Regions from separate parts of the Homo sapiens genome. Here region 1 is linked to region 2. A link is a contact called in ENCODE Hi-C or POLR2A ChIA-PET data. All regions are on one chromosome and are shown on one strand. The core of a region is the stretch at or near the end of the contact, and the rest is flanking DNA. Distances in the headings are between cores, read along the strand shown. Region 1 has its middle 17 kb from the start of COL18A1. Region 2 has its middle 21 kb from the start of LINC00205.

The links. Hi-C counts contacts between places; a loop is a spot of excess contacts on that map. ChIA-PET counts read pairs that join two places held with the same protein, here RNA polymerase II (POLR2A). Pooled maps may share reads with other maps.
Region 1: a map of CD4-positive, alpha-beta T cell shows a loop between it and region 2 (2.9-fold over the local background). The contact joins two enhancer-like sites. A Hi-C loop is called at or near these places in 3 of 168 maps with a recorded cell type or tissue (CD4-positive, alpha-beta T cell, IMR-90 and left ventricle myocardium superior) and 1 of 50 pooled maps. POLR2A ChIA-PET finds 5 or more read pairs at or near these places in 3 of 52 experiments (Caco-2, H1 and activated CD4-positive, alpha-beta T cell).

The regions. Positions count from the first base shown.
Region 1 is chr21:45,385,531-45,391,045 of GRCh38, reverse strand. No RefSeq gene overlaps it. Among named protein-coding and RNA genes, the nearest start is that of COL18A1, 17 kb to the left of the region's middle. RefSeq lists an enhancer at 1,825-2,636. Within about 2 kb of position 3,895, at least 13 of the 41 ENCODE cell types and tissues checked have a DNase peak (open chromatin) inside an H3K27ac peak, as active enhancers do.
Region 2 is chr21:45,306,164-45,311,602 of GRCh38, reverse strand. No RefSeq gene overlaps it. Among named protein-coding and RNA genes, the nearest start is that of LINC00205, 21 kb to the right of the region's middle. RefSeq lists enhancers at 3,778-4,583, 4,584-5,389. Within about 2 kb of position 2,167, at least 20 of the 41 ENCODE cell types and tissues checked have a DNase peak (open chromatin) inside an H3K27ac peak, as active enhancers do.

The DNA.
Region 1 (5,515 bases), core at 2,646-5,145, 78 kb before region 2:
GCCGGGGTGGGAAGAGCTAGGACTGTCACGTCCAGGATGCAGGTGAAGGGGCTGGGGGGCGAGCCTGGGAAGGCAGTGGTCGTGGGGGCCTCACGCTGCAGCCCCACCCACCCAGCCCCTCTCCTCTCCGTCCTGCCCTCCCCACGGTGGTCCCCCTCTTCCCTCTGAGCTCCTGTCCTGCCCCCGCCCCCGCCATCTGCCTCCCCTTTTCCTGTCTCCTGTCTGGCTCTTCTCTCCACCTTCGCCTCCCTCAAGGGGTTTCTGTAAATGAAGGAAAAGGGAAAGATCCAGGGTGTTGCCCGGCCCCGTGAGGGGAGGCAGAGGCCAGCGTGCCCTTTGCCCAGCCCTGCAGGACACCCGGCCTTGGGACAGCCTCGCAGCCGACTCCCGCTGCCACGGGCCGGCGGTTCTGGAAGTCTTCTGAGCTTGCCACTGGCTCTCCCTGCCCACCTTAGAGCCACACGGAGCCCTCTGTGTGCTGCTGCAAGTCGGCGCAGAGATCCCCGGGCAGCAGCCTTCAGCCTTGACTCACTCAGGGCACGGTAAAAAGGCAGCCTCCCCAACCAGCTGCCAGCCCGAAGTCACCTGCTGCGGGCTGTGGAATGAGTGGAGGGGACCTGGCCAGCCCACCCGGGGGGCACAGGTGGGCAGGGTTTGGAAGGCCTCTGCAGGCAGAGCCCCTCTGTGTCCTCCCACCTTGCTGTCTGGGATGTGGGCCAGGCCCCTGGTGCTGGTGAACAGAAGCACTGGGCCCCCACTGGCGAGACCCGGGGCAGGAACCAGCGGCCGAGTTCGTTACCTGTTGTGGTTTCGGTGAGGTGAGTGCTCAGCAGGAAGAGACGCAGGCAGTTCTTGGAGAATCCTGGTGTCAGGCCTGTCCCTTACGGCGAAGCCCCTGGAGAAGGTGGGCGTCTCCCCAGCATGGCCAGGCAGGGACAGGGGTTGGGGGACGTCCAACCAAAATCCCAAAAAGGTGTTCCGTGAGAATTGATGTGATTATTCTAAAATGCATATGGAAGACTAAAAAAACAGGAATAGCTAGGACACTTCTGAAGAGGAAGGGAGATTTTTCCACCGCATGTTGGGATTGTTAAGAAATTATAGCAGTGGAAGTGATGTGAGATTTTTGCCTGGAAAAACAGACGGGCACCAGGATTGGACAGAGAACTCAGGAACAAATTTTTGTGTGGGTGGAACCAATGGCTTTGCAGGTTGGTGGAAACAGGGGAAACCTATCAATCAGTAGAGCTAGAAAAAAATAGTTGTCCATATGGAAAAAGATGAAAGTAACTCCCAGTGGATTAAGGATTTAAATGTCAAAAACAAAACCGTAAATTCTAGTTAGAAAATGTGGCCGGGCACAGTGGCTCACACCTGTAATCCCAGCACTTTGGGAGGTTGAGGTGGGTGGATCACGAGGTCGGGAGATCGAGACCATCCTGGCTAACACAGTGAAACCCCGTCTCTACAAAAAATACAAAAATTAGCTGGACGTGTTGGCAGGTCCCTGTAGTCTCAGCTACTCGTGAGGCTGAGGCAAGAGTATCACTTGAACCTGGGAGGTGGAGCTTGCAGTGGGTCAAAATCGCACCACTGCACTACAGCCTGGGTGACAGAGTGAGACTCAGTCTCAAAAAAAAAAAAAAAAAAAAAGAGAAGAAAAAAATGGTAAGTGGCTCTCTTTTAGAGGGTGTGTTTGGAAAAGATTTCAAAAACATGACACACAAAGAAGCAGAGGGCATAGTCAGAATTGATACTCTGTGAAGACTTTAAAAAGGAGATGATTTACAAAGGCAAAGGCAGGGTTTGTGGAACTCAACACAGGACGTACAGTGCCCAGGGCTACTAACTCATTTATTAGAGTCCGAGAGGGTGCTCCAGCAGGGTGAGCCTACAGTAGTGGTCCAGTGGGGGTGAGCCTACAGGAGTGGTTCAGCAGGGCGAGGCTACAGGAGTGGCCGTGCTCAGTGGAGGACTCACTTGTTTATTAGAGTCCGAGAGCGAGCTCCAGTGGGGTGAGCCTACAGGAGTGGCCGTGCTCAGTGGAGGACTCACTTGTTTATTAGAGTCCGAGAGCGAGCTCCAGTGGGGTGAGCCTACAGGAGTGGCCGTGCTCAGTGGAGGACTCACTTGTTTATTAGGATCCGAGAGCGAGCTGCAGCGGGGTAAGCCTACAGGAGTGGCTGTGCTCAGTGGAGGACTCAACCACTACAGCGATCGGCAGGGAGAAACCCAGGGGAGTCCATTCCCCCGACCTCGCCCTGCGCCCTGGCCCTGCCTTCCTGCTGGGGCCTCCCTGTGGATGAACCTGGGGACTGTGGGGAGTGCAGCTTATGGGCCTGAGGGTGGGGAGGAGTGGCTGCCCACTCCCCATGTTCCCTAGTCTGAGGGGTTTCCTTCCTGAGGGGCTCCTGGGCTTCAACACGGCCTTTGCTCCCTACAACCTGTGAGGCCAGCAGGGTGGCTTACAGGGCTGGTTTCTATGCTCCAGTGTGGACCACGGCTTCCTCCCACCCCAAGCAAGCCTGCCTGTCCTCTTCTGGCCACCCTGGGAAGGGCTGCAGTGTCCAAAATAGCTTCAGAATTCCTTAGAGCCAGAGAATGCAGGGCTTCGGACAACAAAGACCTCTGGGGACAGGGCAGATGTCCCTGAGCCTGGATTCCTGCCTCTGACGTGACCTCCGACTTGGGATTCCCAAGACAAGGGTCAGTGTGGGATGATCCTTTTAAGGGAAGTGTCCCCCTTGGGGTCAGTGAAGTCGCTCCTGTGGTGGGGAGTGCTGTGGTGTAGATCAGGCTCGCCCAGCAGTCCCTCCAGTGGAGGCTGAGAGGCCTTCCCTCTTCTCCCAGGACCAGGGACAGTGTCCAGTGGACATGGAGAGAGCAGGAGGGGCGGGAGTGGCTTCCAGCTCCTGGCAGGGACCATGGCCAGCCCCATCCCCATCTCCAGCCTGGGCCTGGGCTGCTTGCCCATCGGTTGGGTTCATGAGGGCTCAGAGCCCCTGAAGTTTTCAAACACATCCTGATTCCCAAGAGCCGTGATTTGCTGTGTGACCTCGTTCTCCCGGCACATGAGAGGCATTAAAGTTCACGTCTTTCATTTCCTTTCATGCTCAGTTTGCCTCTGGTGAGCAGGGGCTGATTTTTGCTGTAGAACCTTCCAGCACAGACAGGGAGCCCATACACATGGGCTTGGAGCCCCATGAGGCTGCCATCACATGCCAGTCAGGGTTGTTAGTGTTGAGGTGAGAACACGCTTACGAACACACACATGAACACACACTCACATACTCCCACATTCACACACTCACGCACACACAAACGAGACACCAAAGCATGGCTCGTTCTGCCCCCGCCCAGACACCGTGTCAGGAAACTCACGTCTCATTGCTGTGACGCTGTGACGTCCACCAATGACCGTGGAGGTGCCCTGAGTATTGAATCTGGGTTAGGGTAAATGCTAGTAAGTAGGCAAATTTGCCCATGAATAATGAGGCTCGACTGTGTTTTACTTGAAGAAACACGTAGGAGCTAGAAGTAAATGGAACAGCATTCAGGAAGGCAACGCTGTTTTTCCTGAACTCACACAACATCAGGGTCCCAGGGTCCCCGCACCCCGGCTGCCAGGCCTGGCAGTTCTGGGCTGAGCAGTGCGTCTCTGAAGCGTCCCTGTGATGCGGCTTCTGCTGGTCTGGGTTCTACACTGAGAGAACCTGCTCTCATCGAATGGGTGCCTCAGGTCAGGCTCTGCAGAGAGCCAGCTGGGGACCTGCCTTGTGTGTGAGAGCTGCATGGAAGCTCCTGGCACAGCCCCGTGGCAGGAAGGGAGCGATGCAGGAAGCCCAGGGCCGTCTCTGCAGGCTGCAGCTTCTTCCAGGACAGCCTCTTCCTGCAAGTTTCAAAGTCAGTTTCTGTGCACATGAAACCGGAGTCAATGAGGCTGAGTTCCAGCACAACCAAGCTGCCCCCGTGAGGCTGCCTGATACCCAGATGTGTGTGTTTAAAAGAGACATAAGGCAAGATTTGTCACGGGATGAATCATCTTCCATGCTCCTAGGGGCAGCTAATTTTAAAGTAGCCAGGACTGTTTCAAGGTCACGGTGACCCTCGTGGGCTGTGTTATTGCAAAGTCAAACCGGAGAGAGCGTGAGAGCGTGTCCGGGACAGAGTGGATCTGTGGATGCTCCTGACTTTGAGAACGTGTCCGGGACAGAGTGGACCTGTGGATGCTCCTGACTTTTTGCACAGATGACGTCAATGTTTAGGCTTCCCTCCCGACGTTAGTGTCCACCTCAGCATCTTTCACTTGCAGAGCACGTAATGGAGCTGCAACCTAGAAACAAGGAGGTTGAGGTTCCTCGAGGTTCCAGTAAAAGTGCTCCTGAGAGCAGCTCAGGTGTGTATGTCCCCAGCCCTGGCTGGCCGGACACAGCCGGTGGGACAGGAGCCCGGCAGGTATGGGCCAGCTCAGGCCCAGCCGCTGCCTGCCTGGAAGCTGTGTGGCCTCCCCTGTCTGCCTGGGCTGGCCAGGAGCTCACATGGAAAGGGATGCACCTGACCCTGCAGTGCCGGTTCCCAGGGCAGTTGGGCGACACGCAGTGAGCTGCACCCTGGATTCCTCACATAGCTCAGGAGCCTCGGCGTGTGGCTCTGCAGAACCAGGGCCCCTGGAGCACACTTACCCGCAGTTTAAACTGCTCCTGCTGCTGGGGGGCTGGCCCTCTCCCACCCTGGGGTCGGCCGTCAGAGCCCTCCACAAGGAGGGAAGCAGGTACTGATGACATCTGGGGGAAAGATGGACTTTGGGGGTCGGCCCTCAGAGCCCTCCACAGGGAGGGAAGCAGGCACTGATGACATCTGGGGGAAAGATGGACTTTGGGGGTCGGCCGTCAGAGCCCTCCACAAGGAGGGAAGCAGGCACTGATGACATCTGGGGGAAAGATGGACTTTGGGGGTCGGCCCTCAGAGCCCTCCACAGGGAGGGAAGCAGGCACTGATGACATCTGGGGGAAAGATGCGGACATCTGGGGGAAATATCATGCAGAAAGTGGCATTCGTCTGCCTCGGAGTTGGCGTGGCTGGGTGGCGTGTTTCCCATGTCCCAGCCAGTGCGACTCAGCCCTCCCTCCGGCGAGGCACGCAGGCCTAGCACGCTGCCCGTGCGGCTCACGGAGAGGCAGCCACGTGTGGTGGAATCAGTCCACAGGCCTCTCGAGAGCCACGTCCACCAGCCTAGGACCCTCACTCGGCCTCAAGGCACTGCTAAAGGCCAAGGAGGGGTCAAGCCTGCTCTTCTGATCTAGACTGGCCTCCCCCGACCAGGAACACCTGCCTAAAAGCACCCCCTCACCAACAGGGAGGGCCCTGCCTGCGAGCGGCATGAAGTCAGGGTCTCCCCTGTTCCTCCCACACTTCTTCCCCACCCAGGCTCCCGCACTCCCTTGGGCAGGGGTGCTGGGCTGGGTGGATCTGCCCAGCTTCTGCCCTGCTCCACTCCCCCTCACTACCTCCCTCT
Region 2 (5,439 bases), core at 918-3,417:
AGGACAAGCTGCGTTAATGGACATGCCTAAGAAAACTAGAGTAAATGAAGCAGGAATAGCGAAATAAGTCAACGGAGCAGAGATGAGAGGGCAGGAAAACACGCACATGCATGTTTATATGTGTGTGGTTACATGAGAGAAAGAGAGAAGTTTATTCTGAGGAGTTGGCTCACATGATTTTGGAAGCTGAAAAGCCTCACGATCTGCCATCTGCAAGCCAGAGACCTAGGAGAGCCGGTGTTGTGGTTCCAGTTTGAGTTGAAGGCCTGCACATGAGTGGGGCTGTGGGTTCAAGTCCCAGCTGGAGGACAGGAGAAGGTGCCACCTCTCAAGCAGTCAGGCAGAGAGATAATTCTCCCTTCCTCTACCTTTTTGTTTGTTTGTTTTGAGATGAAGTTTTGCTCTTGTCGCCCAGGCTGGAGTGCAATGGCGTGATCTCTGCTCACTACAACCTCCACCTCCCAAGTTCCAGCGATTCTCCTGCTTTAGCCTCCCAAGTAGCTGGGATTACAGGCACCTGCCACCATGTCTGGCTAACTTTTGTATTTTTAGTAGAGATGGGGTTTCACCATGTTGGTCAGGCTGGTCTCGAACACCTGACCTCAGGTGATCCGCCCGCCTCAGCCTCCCAAACTGCTGGGATTACAGGCATGAGCCACTGCTCTGTGATGGGCTGGTGGGCAAAGGCCTATCTCGCATCTTCAGGAGACTCTAAGCCTCTAAGGGTGCCTCTGAAGCCCTGGAGGAGCCTTCTCAGAGCCATCTGAGGCTTCCTAAGTCCAAGGGCCAGGGAGCTGACTCATCCCTGCTCCCTGGGAGGAGAGGCAGGTGCCAGGGGGCCAACCAACGGTGACAAGCCTCCCACAACCTCTGCCAGGTGGCGGGTCTGTCTCCCGGAACTGCAAGCCTCTGCCTCCAGAGCAGACCGGGCAGCTGGTGGACACGGACTTACCTGGGCTGACCTGGGCTGAAAGTCATCTTGGGACAGCAGAAGCGGATGAGTTTGTCTAGGCTTCCGCCCTTCTGCAGGCTCTGGGACAGGCCAGGGTGCCCAGCCATGCATCAGGGTCTATGGGTCTGCTACGGAGCAGCCCGGTTCTCCGATGTCCTCACCTGGCTTCTGGGGATTTGGTCCTTAGGGTGGCACCTAGGAAGCAGAGGCCGGGCTGAGCTCGGGCACCGCCATCCTAGAGCTGCCCCCACCTGCCCAGCTCCCCCAGAACACCCTCCCCACCCACCTCCACCTGTGGACATGCTGAGTGTGTGGGGGCTTGTATGTGTGTATATGTGTGTGCACATGTGTGGGCACATGACTGCATATGCATGTTTTGCATGTGTGTACACGTGTGGATGTGTGTGCACATGGCTGTGTGTGCATGTGTGACTGCAAGTGTGTGCACCCGTGTATGGATGTGTGTGGATGTGTGTTCATGTGTATGGATGTGTGTATGGATGTGTGTGTGCACATGGCTGTGTATGCATGTGTAATTGCATGAGTGTGCATGTGTGTGTAAGCATGTGCATGTGCACATACGTGTTCCCAGAGTGTCTCCATTACCCAGGATGGTGCCTGGAAGGGTGTGCAGTCCCATCTCTAGCCAGGGCCACCCCTTGCAGTCCAGGCCTAAGGCCAGCGTCGCTCACAGGCCCTGCCCCTTTCGTCGACAGTATCTGGGGATCCCGGGCTCTCCAGGGCGGGCAGGCTGCCTTGGGGATGAGAAGCGGCTGGTTTCCCGGGGGCAGCCCTTTGACCTTAGTTGGGTCACTGCCCCCTTCTGGGATTCCGTCTCCTCTCCCATTTAAGGACAAATAGGTCTTTCCCATGTGAGATGCGGTGCCTGGCCAGGGCAGGGATGCAGATATTGACCCTAACTTTGTTCAGAGGCTGGGCTTCCCCGGCCCTGAGCCAAGAGGAAGCCCCGTCCAGAAGCCAGGAAGCAGCAGCAGGGCCAGCCCTGGCACTGCCCAGGTCTCCCCACCTCGGCTCTGCTCAGCGCTGGCCTGGAGAAAACAGAACGGCAGCTGTCGGGGCTGGTCCACGAAGTGTTGTTGTTTTGTTTTTAATTTTCTGATCAGGGTAGAGAGAACTAAAAGTTCAGGAAAAAACAGGTATTTTTGGAAATGGTAAAAGCCGTGACTCATCACTGGTAACTCATCTTCCTACAGATAAGTCAGACGAGCTTTTCTCTGAGCAGCTGGAATGTCCCCTAGTCCTCAGTTTTGTGAAATTTGAATAAAATACGCTCCTTTGGGTCAAGGTGAGAGTCTGCATGTGTCCTGGGGCTGTGGTAACAAAGTGTCATGAGCTTGGTGCTTTCAGCATCAGAAATGTGCTCTCCAGGTCCGAGGCCGGAGTCTGAAAGGAAAGTGTCACGGGGCCACCTCCCTCCAGGGGGCGCCAGGGGCTGCCAGGCGGATCCTTCCTGCCTCCTCCAGCTCTGGGAAGCCCCGGAGTCCCTTGGCTGGATTGCGCCCTGTTCTCTTCTCTCTCCTAAGGACCCTTGAGATGTCATCTAGGTCCCCCCTCCAATAGACCAGACCCTCTCCTTGCCTCAAGAGCCTGACCTCACCTCACCCACAAGACTCCCTCTTAGACAGGGTCCCATCCACAGGCTCCAGGGGTCAAACACGATGTAGGGGCGGCTAAGCTGGAGGAGGGCCAAGGCTGCTGGGGGGCACCAGTGCCGTGGACTTCAGGAAAAGGGTCCCTTGCGGGAAGAGGGGATCAGCCGCCACCCTGCCCACGGTGCCACAGGACCCTTTCTGCCCCCCAGCGGCACGAGACAGCAGGCAGGCAGCAGTTGTCTGCAGATGGCAGCCTGGGCTCAGGAAGAACAGAGCGCCAGGCCCAGCCCAGCCTGCCAGGCACTGCCCCAGGTACTCTGGCCCCGCCGGAGGCCCCAGCCTACAACTGAACTTCGGCTCCACATTTCAGACCCACGATTTTGCAATCTCCTCCAGTGTTTATCAGAGGCTCTCCCCACTGCCCCAGCACACTGTAAACTCCCAGGGCCCACCCGGCTCTCAACTGTGGTTTTGAGGGCAGTTTCAACAATGCTCCCAGTGCGGGTTTGTGGCCAGGCAGTTCACGGAGCTCCCACCGGCTGCCATTCCTCACACACCAGGACATTCCCTCCTGCTGTGCCCAAATGCATCTTGGGTCCCACTGTGCGAGGACGAGAGTAGGGCACGGGCAGCCCGTGAGTGGGGCAGGTGAGAGATAGACCCTGAAGTCCCACTGCCCAGCAAGCCCCTGCTGTCATGAGGCCGCAGCTCTGCTGGGGCTGGCCGGCTGGGCTGTGGGCGTGAACATGTGAGTAAATGTCCTTAGGGAATGGGTTGCGTGTCTTCACTGTTCCACACAGAGCATTTCGTCTTTTTGTGCATTTCTACGTGTGCATTCCTGGTGTGTATTTGCACATCTGCCATCTGTGTGTGTTCTGGAGTGTGTCTGTACACGTATGTTCCTGGTGTATTGTTCATGCATATTCCTGGAGTGTGTCTGTGTATGTGTGTTCCCGGTGTGTATTTGCACATGCATGCATATTCCTGGAGTGTGTCTGTGCACGTGTTACTGGTGTGTATTTGCACAAGTATGCATATTCCTGGAGTGTGTCTGTGCACGTGTGTTCCCGGTGTGTATTTGCACAAGTATGCATATTCCTGGAGTGTGTCTGTGCACGTGTGTTCCCGCTGTGTATTTGCACATGCATGCATATTCCTGGAGTGTGTCTGTGCACGTGTGTTCCCGCTGTGTATTTGCACAAGTATGCATATTCCTGGAGTGTGTCTGTGCACGTGTGTTTCTGGTGTGTATTTGCACATGCGTGCATATTCCTGGAGTGTGTCTGTGCACGTGTGTTCCTGGTGTGTATTTGCACAAGTATGCATATTCCTGGAGTGTGTCTGTGCACGTGTGTTCCTGGTGTGTATTTGCACATGCGTTCATGTTCCTGGAGCATGTCTGTGCACGTGTGTCCCTGATGTGTATTTGCACGTGCACGCATGTGTGTGCTTGTGCACCCCGGCTCCGTCTTCCTCTCGTCCTCTCTGCCCGCCGCCCTCCTGGGCCAGACTCTCCTGTTCTGAGTGGAAGGCAACGAAGGCCTGGGTTGCACAGGCCCGTCTGGGGTCACAGGCATGTCAGGGCCGCCTGCTCCTAAACCTCCTGCACTGAGATGGGAATGGGAGGGGAGGCTGGCGAGGGCTCCTTCGGTTCAGACGCCTCCTCCCAAATGAACGGCAAATGTCAAATGCAGCCCTAAGGAAAATAGTTCCCACACCTAATCATGTCCGGGAGAGGTCGGTGGGGGGGCGCCGGGAGCACATGCTGGGTGGGAACAAGGGCCCTTTGTGTGCCATGGGCAGCTGTGGCCGCAGCAGCGAAGCTAAGTGGACCGGCTGTCTGGCCGCCTGGCTGCCCGGAGACAAGCGCTCTCCTTGTTGCGTCAGCGCCCGAGCCCAGCCCCTGCCTGGGCTGCGGGGGAGTCTGGGACACTGGCTGCAGGGAGGGGCACGTTCTCACTCGTGGAACATTCTCAGGCCAAGACAGTCACAAATGGGGTCACTTCTGATGGTGCTCAGCTGCCGCAGCGGCGAGCCATGAATCGCCCACGCTAGCTTTGGCTGGGGCAGAGTCCTAGGGCCTGAGTGAGAGATGAAGCAGGAGGGACAGTGGACCAGCCAGGCTCCCTGCGAGGTCCTCCCCATGTCACCTGAGGATGGGGCAGCAAGGGTGGCCTGAGGTACCCTGCAGCCTCTGTAGGCACCCCTTCCTCTGTTGCCTGGCCTGAGCACAGCTGCCCTAGGACCAGCAGAGCCTGCACCTCACCGCTCCCTCCCGCAGAGGGTGCGGCAGAGCGAGGGCCCCCCTTCCACCAGAGACTCCACCCTCATTTCAGAGAAAGCTGAATTCAGAAAGACCCACTCCTTCCCACGCAGGCAGGGAGGGTGCCCGGTGGGGGTCTGGGCTCCATGGAGGAGGTATTGGAGCAGGACAGCGGGCAGCTTTAGGGGACGCAGCCTCTAGGCCGGTCTGAGCCCCAAGGGTCAGAAGACCGGTTACGCACAGGAGACCGAGCACGTGAGCACATGCAGGGAGGCCGGCGGGGCTGACGGGAGGTGCGATGTAGAGAGGACGGCAGCCACAGCGGCGCACACGGTATTAGATTCACCTCGGTAGCACCGGAATGCAGGGTTCCCAATACAAATAGGTAGAAGAATCTGCAGATGAAATGTGTGTGTGCGTGCGTCTGCAAAGTAAGAAAATGCCAGGAAACATGGATGGAAAAGACACAGATGCCAGCCTGAAGGGTCCCCCGCTGAGACAAACTTAACAACAAAATAAACTGAAGAAGGACAGGAACAGATGATGGCCCATGCATAAAATGAGACTCTGTGGTTCTATATAGATGTCAATATACTTAATTAATAAATGGG